Regions from separate parts of the Homo sapiens genome. Here region 2 is linked to region 1. The links are chromatin loops, found by intact Hi-C in ENCODE. Cell type or tissue: prostate gland. All regions are shown on one strand. Region 1 has its middle 12 kb from the start of CRKL. Region 2 overlaps CRKL (CRK like proto-oncogene, adaptor protein).

The links. Peaks named below come from ENCODE experiments on the same cell type or tissue, not always from the same donor. Only the 100,000 strongest peaks of a DNase experiment are listed, where the experiment ranks them.
Region 2: a loop joins it to region 1, with 1.9 times the contacts of the local background. A loop is called at or near these places in 24 of 110 quality-filtered maps.

Annotation. Positions count from the first base shown.
Region 1 is chr22:20,901,240-20,909,239 of GRCh38, reverse strand. No RefSeq gene overlaps it. Among named protein-coding and RNA genes, the nearest start is that of CRKL, 12 kb to the left of the region's middle. In prostate gland, no CTCF peak of the experiment used is centred here; no DNase peak of the experiment used is centred here.
Region 2 is chr22:20,947,601-20,955,600 of GRCh38, reverse strand. CRKL (CRK like proto-oncogene, adaptor protein) reads right to left here. Exons shown (of 3, transcript NM_005207.4): 3 at 1,854-5,890. The coding sequence ends at 5,756. Among named protein-coding and RNA genes, the nearest start is that of LINC01637, 5.5 kb to the left of the region's middle. RefSeq lists enhancers at 3,081-3,580, 3,581-4,082. In prostate gland, a CTCF peak has its summit at 3,297; DNase peaks (open chromatin) are centred at 1,500, 2,600 and 4,890; H3K27ac peaks cover 3,890 bases.

The DNA of each region.
Region 1 (8,000 bases):
TACTTCGCAATTGTATGCTTTTTTTTTTTTTGAGACAGTTTTACTCTTGTCACCCAGGCTGGAGTGCAGTGGTGCAATCTCGGCTTACTGCAACCTCCGTCTCCCGGGTTCAAGTGATTCTTCTGCCTCAGCCTCCCAAGTAGCTGGGATTACAGGTGTGAGCCACTGCGCCCCCGACCTTGCAATTGTATACAGTAACAAAATAATCTACACTTTGCCTTGAAAGTGTGACATCCAAAGTCTACTTTTCTGGCCTGGTGTGGTGGCTCATGCCTGTAATCGCAGCACTTTGGGAGGCTGGGGCAGGAGGATCACTTGAGGTCAGGAGTTTGAGACCAGCCTGGGCAACATAGCAAGACCCCATTTCCACAAAAAATTTTTAAAAATTAGCTGTGCATAGTGGCCCCAGCTACTCAGGAGGCTGAGGTAGGAGAATTGCTTGAGCCCAGGAGGTCAAGGCTGCAGTTAGCTGTGATTAAACACCACGGCACTCCAGCTTGGGCATTGAGACAGCGAGACCCTGTCTCAAAAAAAGAAAATTATACTTTTCTTCTTTTGATACAAGAACGTGCATTGGCAATTTTTTTTTTTTTTTTTTTTGAGAAGGAGTCTTGCTCTGTCGCCAGGCTGGAGTGCAGTGGCATGATCTCGGCTCACGGCAACCTCCGCCTCCCAGGTTCAAGTGATTCCTCTACCTCGGCCTCCTGAGTAGCTGGGACTACAGGCACCCACCACCACACCTGGCTAATTTTTGTATTTTTAGTAGAGATGGGGTTTCACCATGTTGATCAGGCTGGTCTCGAACTCCTGACCTTGTGATCTGCCCACCTCAGCCTCCCAAAGTGCTGGGATTACAGGCGTGTGCCACCACGCCTGGCCAAAATACTGCTGAATTATAATTGCAGCACTCCAACTTGTAGTGCACTGAGCAGCAGCACAAAGGGATGAGAGTGCCAGGTACGTGTCTGCCACAACTACTCAACTCTGCCATTGTAGTGGGAAAGCAGCCACACTGTATGTGACTTTGTCCCAATAGGTTTAGGTACAGCTATATTCCAGGAAAACTTTATTTATGGGCCCTGAAATTTGAATTTCACATAATCTTCATGTATCATGAGATATTCTTTTGATTTTCCCCCCAACCGTTTAAAGATGTAAAAACCACTCTTGACTGGGTGCGGTGGCTCACGCCCAACACTTTGGGAGGCTGAGGTGGGTGGATCACCTGAGGTGAGACCAGCTTGATCAACATGGAGAAACCCTGTCTCTACTAAAAATACAAAAGTAGCCAGGCGTGGTGGCACATGCCTGTAATCCCAGCTACTTGGGAGGCTGAGGCAGGAAAATTGCTTGAACCCGGGAGGCAGAGGTTGCGGTGAGCCAAGATCGTGCCATTGCACTCCAGCCTGGGCAACAAGAGCAAAACTCCATCTCAAAACAAACAAACAAACAAAAAAACACTCTTTGCCCACAAGCCATAAAGGTAGAGTTGATGGGCAAGATTTGGCCCATGGGCCATTGTTTGCCAACTTTAGGTCAAAAATCTTCTATATTGAATGTGTGCCTTTTGTGTTGCTCCCAGTGTGACCCAGAACTTTTTTAAGGTCACTACCACAAATTCTTTTTTGTTTTTTTGAGACGGAGTCTTGCCCTGTCGCCGAGGCTGGAGTGCAGTGGCGCAATCTTGGCTCACTGCAACCTCCGCCTCCCATGCTCAAGCGATTCTCCTGCCTCAGCCTCCTGAGTAGCTGGGATTACAGGCGCCTGCCACCACGCCTGGCTAATATTTGTATTTTTAGTAGAGACAGGGTTTGACCATGTTGGTCAAGCTGGTCTCAAACTCCTGACCTCGTGATCTGCCCGCCTTGGCCTCCCAAAGTGCTAGGATTACAGGCGTGAGCCACCGTGCCCAACCTACTACCACAACTTCTAATAGATGTCTTCCCCTAAAAAAGACCCCTGATTATAACCACACAGCCTTGATAAATTCAATATTGGTTTGCATCTTACTTCATCTCTGTGTCTAGCCCAATTCTCTAGTTCAGAGTATTCAGTTCCAGATAGCCTGGCACATGATCCGGGCATATCCCACAGCACTGTCAACATCTGTGCCAGATGGAGCTCCCTCATCTAGTTATAGTATTCCAACCAGAAGGGTTACTTGAGCCATCAGAGTTAGGTTCTAGAACACAGAGCAAAGGCCAAATACTACCCATACCCACAACACAAAAACTGCCTCTCAGATATCGTGTTTCATCTGAGACTGAAGCTTAAAACACCGATTCTCAGTGCTGACTGAACATTTGATCACCTGCATAGCATAAAAAAACAACAACAACAAAAAGCCCAGTCCTGATCCCAGAAGACTGATTTATTTATTTGGCTTGCAGGGAGACCTGAGTACTATATTAAAAAAAAATAATGTATTAAAATGGTTCAAATATAAAGTGATACAAATGGTATTTATTGAGAAGTCCTGCTCCCATCCCATCCGACTTGGAGGACCCTATAGTTAACTACTTCTATTCATCTCTTGTGTATCACACAAATGTTTATGTAAGAATATTTTTATTTTCCCCCTTTCTTACACTAAAGGAAACATATCCACTCTTCTGCGTCTTGCTTTTTAAAAATCTAACAATATATCCTGGAATAATTTCCACATCAGCATTTTGAGAGTTTCCTTGTTGTTTGTTTGTTTGTTTTTATATTTGCATACTATTCCATTGTGAAGATAGACCATAGTCTATTTAACCAGTCTCCATACTTAGATATTTATTTCCAAACTCTCGTTACAAACAATGCCATAATGTATAACTTTGTGCATACATCATTTCATATGTATGCAGGCATTTCTGTAGGATGAATTCCCAGAAGTGGAATTAAATGATAGATTAAATGATAAATGTGCATCTATAGCTATGGTCAAATTGCCCTCCATGATGCTTTTAGCATTTGGTACTATTGCAGCAATATAGGAGAATACCTGTTTACTCACAGCTTCATCAACAGCGTGTGTCACAATGGGCTGGGATTATGCAGCAGTGGCTTAACTATTTCTGACACAGGGCAATGTTCCTCGGTGCAGCGGCTCAGATCCAGGGTGGTGAAACTCCCCCATCCTGAGGCTGCACCAAATGGAACACTTCACCTTCTCACTTAGTAGCTGAATTGGGGAACAGAACTGGAGAATCCCCATAGTTTGATTAATAGCACCAGCTATTAAATCCTTCAGCCCAGAGGAAAATATGTTAATTCTGCTCACATTTTATGGGCCAGAATGAGTCACATGCTAAGCCTAAATTCAGGGGGTGCAGGAAATTGTATAGTCCATATTCTCAGAAGTAGAGGAGAACTGGATATTAATAAAATTTTATGTTCAACTTTTAGACTCTTGCCAATCTGATAGGTGAAAAAAAATGTTCAAAGTAGTTTTATTTTGCATTGCTCTTATTAGGAGTGAGGTCAAGCATCTTTTCATATGTTCAAGGGCTATCATGAGTATTTATTAAAACTTCTAGCCAATTCTAATGTGCAACCAGGCTTGCACCTCCTGGGGCTTTCCTACTCAGTTTAGATTTTCTGAGAGAAACATCTTTTCCCTCCATGATTAGTAGGACCACAGTGACTGACCAAGGGAGAATTCGTTCTATAGCTGAGACTGCCTTTTATGTAATAGCAATAGGGTGTCTCATTATAAAATGGCTTTCAGTCAATAACCATAGCATTCTTGTTATATAACCTGTGTACCATAATGGGTGGCCAGATGGTCTTTCAGTAATAGAGCCAGAATTAGAAATCTTTGACTAAAAAACAACCAAGAGTCAATGCTTACTAAGAGTATTGCATCGATGCCTGTTATCATCATCTCTATTTGAAGGAGGAAGTATTTTATAATGGATCTTCACTGAACTCGAATCTTTGATAGGGTAAGATTTTTTTTTTTTTTTAATTGAGATAGGGGTCTCACTCTGTCACTCAGGCTGGAGTGCAGTGGCTTGATCTTGGCTCACTGCAACCTCCAACTTCCAGGCTCAAGTGATGCTCCCACACCAGCCTCCCGATTAGCTGTTCCCACAGGCATGTGCCAATCTGATAGGGTAAAATCTTTTAATGCTGTAGATTGTGTACGGACAGAAGACTTTAATCCTAAATCCACTTTTCCTAACACAAGACTAAAACCTCAAGAGCTAGTATAAAATCATGAACATAGTTTTTCCTGCTCAGGTACCTGTTTCCACTTTTTTATCTCCTACCCATCATGGAGCAGTTTCTTGGGACATCTTTTCTTCTAAAATTGAAGATTTTATTTTTGTTTAAACTCCTAGATCACCTAGGTTCCTCCCACTCAATTCCTGGTGCCAAGCCTATTCAGAAAGTAGTCATGACTGAGGTCAGGGCCTAACCCTCCTGGAATTAGGCAATCAGATCCGTCTATACTTGCAACACCAGAGTGACTCAATGGTCTTACAAAAGTTTACTCGCCATGGATTCATGATGTAATCATCTTAACTAACAAGCTGTATTAGCATGCTTTGGCTGCAATATCAGAAATCCCTATTCAAAATAGTTTGAGCCAGGCGCAAGGGCATTTATTATTTTTCATAACATGAACTCTGTAGCAGGCAGCTCAAGATGCAGGATGTCCAGGCCGTGGGTCTGCTTCTGTGTGATTTTTTTTGGTTCTAATTTCTTTCAGGTTTTGGCTTCATCCTCTGGCTGGTTATCCCAGGCCTCACATCCAGTTATGCCAATGCCCAGTGGGAGAAGGACAGTCATTTCCTTGTGTCCTTTTTTTAGAGACAGGGTCTCACTATGTTGCCCAGACTGGAGTGCAGTGGCACGATCATCATTCACCGCAGCGTCAACCTCCTGGGCTCCAGTAATCCTCCTGCCTCAACCTCCCAAGTAGCTGGGACCACAGTTATGTGCCACCATGCCTGGCCTTGTGTCCTCTTTTATTTTTTTCTTTTTTGCAGAGATGAGGTCTCTCACTATGCTGCTCAGGCTGGTCTCAAACTCCTGGCCTCAAATGATCCTCCCACCTTGCCCTCCCAATATGCTGGGATTACAAGTATGAGCCACCAAGGCCAGCCCTTGTGTCCCTTTTTAAGGGCAAAGAGCACTTCCTCCAGAAACCTGAGAGCTCTCCCTTTACATCCCATCCCATCAGGGCACATGCCCATTCCTAAGGCAAGGACCAGCAAGAATGGGACCACTTGTGCTTGACTGAGCTCATACAAGACTCTGGCTTCCTGCTAGGCATGGTGGCTCATGCCTGTAATCCCAGCACTTTGGGAGGCCGAGACAGGTGGATCACCTCAGGTCAGGAGTTTGAGACCAGCCTGACCAATATGGTGAAACCCCTTCTCTACTAAAAATACAAAAATTGCCAGGCACAGTGGCTCACGCCTGTAATCCCAGCACTTTGGGAGGCCGAGGTGGGCGGATCATGAGGTCAGGAGATCAAGACCATCCTGGCTAACACGGTGAAACCGCGTGTCTACTAAAAATATAAAAGATTAGCTGGGCGCGGTGGCAGGCGCCTGTAGTCATAGCCACTTGGGAGGTTGAGACAGGAGAATGGCAGGAACCTGGGAGGGGGAGCTTGCAGTGAGCTGAGATCCTGAGACTCCGTCTCAAAAAAAGAAAAAAGAAAAAAAGAAAGACTGTGGCTTTGCCTTCAAGCGGAAGGAAACATTTCTTTGGGTAATCAGACACATGCGGACTAAAACTCCTCCTTGCTGGATTTCAGGAAAAGAAGCCCTTTGTAAGATCCTGAGATAATGAACATTTAAGTGACAAATAGGTTCAGCACACCTGTATTAAGCATCTCCCAGGAGCTAGACTTGGGGATGCAAAGTGAATGTGATATGGTCCTGCTTGGTGGTACTTAGTCTAGTGGAGGAATAAGCACTATTCAATCTGATTTTAACTTGGCTCCTCAAATAGCCTTCCTACAGAAAGAGAATGAGCTTTTTTCCCCTTTCACTTGCTCCTTCCCCACCCCCTCTTCTCTCCCTTCCTTTTCTTACTATCCATCCTACAAAAACTTCTTAAGTGCCTACTCTGTGCCAGGCACAATGCTCTGCGCTCGCATCAGAAAACTTACATTCTGGTCAGTTATCTCTCTTATTGTAAATGAGTAATAATGGTCTTCTGATTATAAGATTTATTGTGATTTTGGTTAGTACCTGTAAGACGCTAGCCACCTCTCGTCCTGTGAACCCAGGGCCACACTCAGGGCCATCAGTGGAGACTGTGTCATGTGCTGCCTAAACTGGCCAATTGGCTTCCTTAAATGACACGTTAATAGGAGCCAACAGAAGTGGGATTTGTTTGTTTGTTTGTTTTTGAGACAGGGTCTTACTCTGTCACCCAGGCTGGAGTGCAGTGGCATGATCTTGGCTCACTGCAACCTCCACCTCCCAGGCTCAAGCAATACTCCTGCCTTAGCCTCCCGAGTAGCTGGGATTACAGGCTCCTGCCACCATGGCTGGCTAATTTTTGTATTTTTCGTACAGAAAGGGTCTCTCACAATGTTGGCCAGGCTGGTCTCAAACTCCTGACCTCAAGTGATTCACCCACCTCGGCCTTCCAAAGTGCTGGGATTATAGGCATGAGCCAAGGCACCTGGCCCCCAACAGATGTTTTTTTTGTTTTTTTGTTTTTTGAGACGGAGTCTCGCTCTGTCACCCAGGCTGGAGTGCAGTGGCGTGATCTCGGCTCGCTGCAAGCTCCACCTCCCGGGTTCACGCCATTCTCCTTCCTCAGCCTCCCGAGTAGCTGGGACTACAGGCGCCCGCCACGACACCCGGCTAATTTTTTGTATTTTTAGTAGAGACGGGGTTTCACCGTGTTAGCCAGGATGGTCTTAATCTCCTGACTTTGTGATCCACCCGCCTTGGCCTCCCAAAATGCTGGGCTTACAGGCGTGAGCCACCACACCCGGCCCCAACAGAAGTTTTAAGTGGTGGAATGACATGATCAGTATTAGCCTATCGTGGAGAAGGGAAACTTGAAACAAACCACATTTTAAAAAAGAAAAAAAAAAGCCAAATCAACCCACAACAGAACTTGGTCTCTCAATGTTGCCCAGGCTGGTCTTGAACTCCTGTACTCAAGCAATCCTTCTGCCTTGCCCTCCTAAAGTGCTTGAATTACAGGCATGAGCCACCACACAGGTCTTTTTTTTTTTTTTTTTTTTTTTTGAGATGAGATCTCACTCTGTCGACCAGGAGTGCAGTGGCAGGATTATAGCTCACTGCAGCCTCAATCTCCTGGGCTCAAGCAATCCTCCCGCCTTAGCCTCCCAGATAGCTGAGACTACAGGTGCAGACCATCACGCCCAGCTAATTATTTTTATTCTTATTTTTTATGTGTGTGTTTGTGTGTGTGTGTGTGTGTGTGTGTGTGTGTGGAGACAGGGTCTCGCCGTGTTGCTCAGGCTAGTTTCAAACTCCTGGGCTTGCCGGGCACGGTGGCTCATGTCTGTAATCCCAACACTTTGGGAGTGTTGGGATTACAGGAGGGCAGATCACCTGAGCTCAGGAGTTCGAGACCAGCTTGACCAACATGGAGAAACCCTGTCTCTACTAAAAATACATAATCAGTCGGGTGCGGTGGTGCATGCCTGTAATCCCAGCTACTCAGAAGGCTGAGGCGGGAGAATAGCTCGAACCTGGGAGGTGGAGGTTGTGGTGAGCTGAGATTGCGCCATTGCACTCCAGCCTGGGCAACAAGAGTGAAACTCCATCTCAAAAATAAATAAATAAATAAAAACTCCTGGGCTCAAGTAATCCTCCTGCCTTGGCCTCCCAAGGTGCTGGGATTTATAGACATGAGGCACTGCACCCATCTGTTTTCATTTAATTTTTTTTTTTGAGATGGAGTCTTGCTCTGTCATCCAGGCTGGAGTGCAGTGATGTGATCTTGGCTCACTGCAATCTCTGCCTCCTGGGTTCAAATGATTCTCCCACCTGGGGCTCCTGAGTAGCTGG
Region 2 (8,000 bases), 46 kb before region 1:
CAGAATGATGTGACAGTTTTGATATTTCAAGACAGACTTCTCTCAAATTCAGCAGAAACCTGAAAGTAGGAACCAGGGACATTTTAGCCTCATAGTTCTATATATATATATATATATATATCCTGGGCCAGGCACAGAGGGTCATGCCTGTAATCCCAGCTTCTGAGGAGGCCAAGGTGGGAGGATTGCCTGGGCCCAGGAGTTGGAGGCTGCAGTGAGCTATCATCTTACCACTGCACTCCAGCCTGAGCAAGACACTGTCTTAAATAAATTTTTAACTTTTTTTTTTTTGAGATGGAGTCTCACTCTGTCACCCATGGGGCTGGAGTGCAGTGGTGTGATCTTGGCTCACTGCAACCTCTGCCTCCCGGGTTCAAGCAATTCTCCTGCCTCAGCCTCCCGAGTAGCTGGGATTACAGGCGCCCGCCACCATGCCCAGCTAATTTTTTTATTTTTAGTAGAGACGGGGTTTCACCATCTTGGCCAGGCTGGTCTTGAACTCCTGACCTTGTGATCCAAAGTGCCTCAGCCTCCCAAAGTGCTGGTAAATTTATTTTTAAGACAGGGTCTCAGCTGGGCGCAGTGGCTCATGCCTGTAATCTCAACACTTTGGAAGGCTGAGGTGGGTGGCTCACCTGAGGTCAGGAGTTTGAGACCAGCCTGGCCAACATGGTGAAACCCCGTCTCTACTAAAAAATACAAAAGTTAGCTGGACGTGGTGGCACACACCTGTAATCCCAGCTACTCAGGGGAGGCTGAGGCAGAAGAATTGCTTGAACCCGGGAGGTGGAGGTTGCAATGAGGTGACGTCACACCACTGCATTCCAGCTCTGGGCAACAGAGCAAGACTGTCTTAGTGGGGGTGGGGGCGGGGAGGGCGGTGAGAAGGATCTTCCTCTGTCACCCAGGCTGGAGTGCAGTGGTATGTCAGCTCACTGCAACCTCTGCCTCCCAAGCTCAAAAGATCTTCCCACCTTGGCCCTCCCTGCACAGTAGTTGGGACTACAGGCCTGCATCACCATGCCTGGCTCATTTTTATATTTTTTGCCGAGATGAGATTTCACCGTGTTGGCCAGGCTGGTCCTGAACTCCAGATCTGCCCATCTCGGCCTCCCAAAGTGCTGAGATTACAGGCATGAGCCACCACATCCAGCCATAATTTTTAAAAATGGCTTCCTGAGGTTTTACAAGAAAATATGCACCTCAAAATACACAAATAGGCATGGGAATAGAGTACAGTGAAGTGAAAGATAAAATGTACTGAGAGCTGGGAGTAGGAGAGACAAGGCCCTGGCTGAGGGGGTGTCAGTGGGCCTCCCAACACCTCAAGCCAATCCACTTGGAGGTCTCCCAAAGTTCATCAGGAGAACCACCTACAGCCAAGAACAGAAAAGGATTCAAGAAAGCCGCACAGATATCATGCCCTGACCTGCAATGAGGCTGCTCACTTCCCATGACTTCTGCTTGATACCATTCAACCCTGGTTAGCTCATGCTGAAGAAATATTTACTAGAAGCCTCAGATATGGGTGCCTAGAAGGAAAAAGATCCAAGTTCTCTGTGGTGGTGCAACCTGTGGGAACTATTGCCTCATGCTCAGAAGGCCAAGCACTAGGCTCCCATACAATACCTACAAGACAGACACTCTGGGAGGCAGATTTCTCTTTTGGAGGGAGACCCCAGGTGCTCTCCTCTGGGTGCCCGAGTGTTGGAATGGGCGGATGCCAAGACTTCATTCTAGCTCTTGGTCAGCAGCAGCACTAAGGGTCTCTGAGAAGCATCAGAGATTTCACCACTGATGAACTGCCAGGAGGCTAGTGGGGGCGGACTGAGGAGACACTGAAACACCGAAGCTGCCGCCACCACCGGCTGATGCAAGTTTTATTGAGACAATATACAAACAGGCCATGGAAACAAGGGTTTTGATGCTGGGACCAGTAACGTAAAACGGAATACAAAAATAAAAAGGCACTAATCTGTTAAGAAAAGACACTCGATGTATTCTAAGAATATAAGTCATTTAATACTGTTAATTTTATAGCACAAAATAAAACAAGCTATGATCCCCAAAAATAATTTTAAAAGCTTACACAGAAAATATTATTGCCTGAAGTTTATGATCTTTAAGTTACAGGTCAAAAGAGTTTTATGTTGTTGTTGTTGTTGTTGTTGTTGTTTTAAAACACACAGTGAAGACCGTCTAAGAAGCAAGGCCACTGTTCCTCCTGTAGGGACAACGATCCTGTCTCAGAGACCTGTCCTTCTGCTCCTTTAGAAAACAGAACCAGCACAGCGTCCACACCGACAGCAGTTACTAGGGGCATAGTCCTCCGGTCGCAGAGGGTGGAGTTGAGGCAGAGCTCAGTGGTGTCCACAGAAAGCATTAGTCTTAGGTACTGTGTTAAAACAATCAAGAATTCATTCATGTTTAAGAGGTTAATAACCATAATATTAAAGGATTAATTATAAACACCTGGCAAAAAACCACATCATCCCTTTTCAAAAATAAAATGTTCATATTCCTCTGAGCAAACATCACAAGAGCAGTGGCCATCTGCCTCAGGCCTGCCTTGTCTGTAAACAGCTGTAAAGGAAAGCTAGCACAGCGCCAGGGACACATGAGCTCCCAGGAGGGCACAGCTGTCCTTCCCTTTCAGCTTTCCAAACATGAGCACAGAAGGTGTCTAGTCTGGGTGACCAAAGTCCTCAAACGGCAGCCGGTCAACACATCGTCTTCCTCGTTAACCATGTCATCAGGTGGTTCCACACAGCACAGACATGGCTGACTCCTGTACCGCAGGTCCTTCCCGGGATACACAAGTTTTTAACCAGTCAATGCCCTCTAGTACGTAATTTGTTTCCTTCCCAGGTGAAAAACCATAGTGAGTTAATTTAACATCCAAATATTTCTTTAAACATGGTAGAGCAGAGCAAGTAGCAGTTATGAACACCCACCCTCTGGGTCAGATGTGCACTGCTCTATGGAGCACAACAGTCTTCCCAGACCAGTGGGGAACCCAGGCACGAAGCTGAGCTGAGGCAGCAGTGCTGCATTCATATGTTTAGTGTGAAAAACAGAGTATCCCTGCCTCATTAAAAAAACTGACAAGGTTGTAAGTCCGTTAAGTTTTACTAGTTTTGGCACATATCTGGAGTGCAGAACTCAAGCTCGCCTTGTTTTGAGCTCTGAATCTCCTGGCAGCCCTGGATGCCATTTTCATGGGCTGAAGTAACGAGCTGATTAATTATAAAACCAAACCACAGGTATACTCTAGGTATATCTGATTCTGAAGTGCGCCACACAAGGTGAGTCGGGGTATTGGTCAGTAGACAGGGCTGAAAGGAAACCTTGCTTTCCAAAATGGCCAGACTTCTTGCACTCTGAGTCAACTGCTGTAATTCAAAGGTGTCAAGCCCTTCAGCTAAATCTGGTTGAAAAAGGCCTAAGGGTCGTGCCCTCCTTGAACAAGGCACACATTCCTCCCTCTGTTGGAAACTCCACTCATGGCTCAACATGGGCCGGGATGAACCACGTCACTGGCCAAAGGGCAAACACTGTTTCTAGGCAGAGTCTGGGGACTCTTGTGATATGTCTGCCACTTGTGGGTGCTACGCCAGGCCTGAACCCAAAATAAGCCAACCTGACACACCTAACCAGAAGCGGCAACTGCCGCAGACCGTGCAGAGCAGGAGGCGGTCACCGTTCTCACTGGCAAGGAAGGGCTAATCTCCAAGGCTTTTAGAGGAAAACCACAGATGGGAAGCCATGGCGATAGTTTTCCCAAATGACCATTAATTCTGTCTCAGGAACACTCTCAAGATTCATGAATACAGCAGTTATCTGCCTGATGGAATACTGATTTAAAGAAAAATTGAAAAATGGCTGTTCTGCTGGTTCTGTCTCCAGAATGCATTGCTCTAAATCTCAAAACCTAGGAACCTCCAGACAGGGCCACAGTCACAGCAGATGATCAGTAAATGAAAGCTACTCAGTAGGCTGCTGCTACATTTCTAGGTCTGCTGTGTTCACTATGAGCTGAGGCTTTTCTTTACCAGGGTCCACAAGGGAGAGCAGACTGAATTGCACAGGGTTCCCAGAATTCTAGTCTGCTATGTGCAGCAGATGATGGATGAACCACACGTATATACCAGTTGGCTTGTATGAACAGGCCTCTTTTAGCTAACAGGGAAATGCTTTAACATCAATACACTGATAAGTGGTTAATGATAAACTAGTTAATGGTCTCCCTAGTCACTAAAACACTAAGACATCAAATACATTAACGAATTTCCAGAGCTTGCATTTCCTTTGCTTGGGAGCATCACAGACACTTACTTAGACTGTGAGACCAGTATGAGCAGCACCAACTTTCTCTGGCAGCCTGACGAGATTGGGCCTGGGCACGGAGGTCTGGGCTTCAGTGAGTGGAGTTGAACGATTCATTAATGAGTCCAACGATTCTATGAACAACGCCACTTTTTAAGGAAGTTTAAGTCTGAACCTTAAAGGGGTACATTCACTGAAAAGCTGAACAGAAAACTGGCCAAGTGCCCTCCAACCCACTGCTCTTATCACTGGCAAAACAAGGTAAGCAAAGGTTTCCCTAAAGTACCCCCAACTCTGATGCTTTTTAAAACAAAGTAATCCAAGGGGCTGTGCACATAGCATGGCACACCACAACTGCATTATTTTGTGTGTTGTCTGCTACATGGCAAAACAAGGTACTACTGGCAACCAAGACAATAAAGGCCTCTGCTTCAGGGTTGTTCTTTTCAGATTCCTTTAGTTACAGCAGCTTCAGTTTAGAAGCTCAGAGGCATGAGTCATTCCTTGCACTATCATAAAAACCCAACCTGCTACTTAACCTGTTTAGAACACACAAGTCTAGGCCAGGCGCGGCGGCTCACGGCTGTAATCCCAGCACGTTGGGAGGCTGAAGGCGGGTGGATCACCTGAAGTCAGGAGTTTGAGACCAGCCTGGTCAACATGATGAAACCCCGTCTCTACTAAAAATACAAAAATTAGCTGGGCGTGGTGTGCGCGCCTGCAGTCCCAGCTACTTGGGAGGCTGAGGCAGGAGAATCGCTTGAACTCAGGAGGCGGAGACTGCAGGAAGGCGAGATTGCGCCACTGCACTCCAGCCTGGGTGATGCAGCGAGACACCGTCTCAAAAAAACAAAACAAAACAAACAAAACAAAACAAAAAAAAACCCCCACACAAGTCTAATTAATTAGTTTTCCAAAACCAAACCAAAACAAAAGAAAAAAAAAAGCCAGATTTTGGAGTTTTAGAACAGAATTCTCTCTTCCTTAAGGTTCACTTCCTGTTGTCCAAAGAAAAGCAAGATGGCAGCTAAGCCACTGCTTTGTGGAACAGCAAACATGCAGTATCTCGCCATGGCCTCAAGCTTTCTCTGGTGAACACAACAGAATCAGTCCCATGTACAAACGGGCAGCAATGAGAAGGAAGACCCTTTCCATGTCAACTTCTCTCCACTTGTGTGCTTCCATCAGTATTTCCAGTTTATGATCCAAAAGAACTCTAAAATCGGCTACTCTTTGACAATACGACTATGATACAAACATCAGGAGGCAGCCGCTGTGTGCATTCCAAATGTGTGTGCGACTGCCAGTCTGCAGAAAGCTGGACTTCGGCAATGCAGTGTGACTTGCCTATGAGAGAAAATGCTTTCCCACTTCAAAGGAGACTAGGACAGGCAGAACAACAAAGCAGCAGGAAACAGGGCAACAGCAATCACTCGTTTTCATCTGGGTTTTGAGGGTCAAAGATTTTGACGTGCGTAAAGGGGAAAAGCCCTTTGCGCCCGTTCACTTCGCCTTCCCACTGGCCATTTATATTCATCCTTGTGACTTTCACGATGTCACCAACCTGTATGGATGAAGAAGACAAAGTTAGCATTTCTCTGCAACAAGAAAAAGACAGTTTACATTAAATCACAAACACTACCTTATCCAAAGGGCCCATACATTATTATTTAGACACAGGGTCTCACTCTGTTAGCCATGCTGGAGTGTAGTGGTGAGATCCCTGCTCAATGTAACCTCTAACGCCTGGGCTCAAGTGATCCTTCCACCTCCACCTCTTGAATAGCTGTGACTACAGGCGTGCACCACCATGCACATTATTTTTTAATTTTTTATAGACGGGGTCTGTCGCCCAGGCTGGAATGCAGTGGCCCGATTACAGCTCATTGTAACCTTGAACTCCTGGGATTACTTGAGGTCAGGAGTTCGAGACCAGCCTGGGCAACATGGTGAAACCTCATCTCTTCTAAAAAATAGAAAAATTAGCCGGGTGTGGTGGTACATGACTGCAGTCCCAACTACTCAGGAGGCTGAAGTGAGAGGATGGCTTGAGCCCATGAGGCTGAGGCTGCAGTGAGCCGTGATAGTGCCACGGCACCCCAGACTGGGCAACCGAGTGAGACCCTGTCTCAAAAAAACAAAAATCAAAACACACACACACACAGAAACAGCTTTTGAGCACAAAGCAGCTCCCCACCCCACACCAACCTTCTATTTTGGCCACTAACCCCAACAGGATAGAAATGAACACATGATTCTGAGAATGGTTAAAGTCAAATTACACAAAAAGGTGTATTTTAAAAAAAGACCTTCAGGTGGTAGTCATTGTAGACAGGGTGTTACTCTGTTCAGCAGAGCACTAATCTAAGGTTCTGTATTGTGTACTTAGGTCCATAAAAACGCTACTTGAATATAAGACCCACCTAAGATCTAAGACAATAAGAAATAAGCTTTTGTCTGCTTAAACACATATAGAACCAGGCATCGTGGTACATGCCTCTAGTTCCAGGTCCTTGGCAGACTGAGGTGGGAGGACTGCTTGAGCCCAGGAGTTTGAGACCAGCCGGCGCAACGCAGCAAGACTACATCTCAAAATAAAAACAGGCATAAGGTTTTTATGGCACAGTCCAATGGTCCGTGCCATGAACTTTGGAGCATGCAGGACACCAAACAAATGTCCTGGTTCTGCCACTTTTAGAAACTACATGACTGTAGCAAACTGCTTAAGTTCTCCAAGTCTCAGTTTCCTTCCAACTTTGAAAGGTTCTTGCAGTAATTAAATGATTGTTACTTGAGTAGAGATTCCTGAATAGAACCCATCCCCCAACCCCACGCCCCCTCTAATGATCATACCCTTTGGATGCACGAAGGGAAGAGCTGGAATTAGCACTGAGAAGCACAACACTGTATATATCAGAGGATTTCCAACCTTGTCACCAACAAGGGTCCTCTCAAAACCAATGAGGAACAGGCTGAAAACGGGGTCTAATAAATGACTGTGATGGATACTAAGCAGCCAAAGAAGACTACGGGAAGATTAAAGATGAGGCTAAGGATTGAAAGCTGCCAAGAACACTCACACCTCACGCCTTCCAATTAACTTGTGAGTCTGGCGGTCTTCAACAGGATACTTTCTACATGATCCTACCTAATCAATTAAATAAATTTACTGAACATCTACTCCATGGAAAATGGGCAGGTCAGTTCGTATCCTTAAAAAACTTCTGTCTTTTGAGTGGGATACACAATGAATCTTTGTCAGATAATAACATAGTGTGAAAAGCACAAAGTGGCCGGGCGCAGTGGCTCACACCTGTAATCCCAGCACTTTGGGAAGCTGAAGTGGGTGGATCACTTGAGCCCAGGAGTTCAAGACCAGCCTGGGCAACACAGTGAAACCCTGTCTCTAAAATACAAAAATGAGCCAGGCGTGGTGGCATGCACCTGCAGTCCCAGCTACTTGGGAGAATGAGGTGCGAAGATCGTTTAAGCGCAGGAGGCAGAGGTTGCAGGGGTGCAGTAAGCTGTGATCACACTACTGCACTCCAGCCTGGGTGACAGAGCAAGACCCTGTCTCAAAAAAAAAAAAAAAAAAAAATGAAAAAAAGAAAAAAGAAAAGAAAAGAAAAGAAAAAGCCTAGGCGCAGTGGCTCACATCTGTAATCCCAACACTT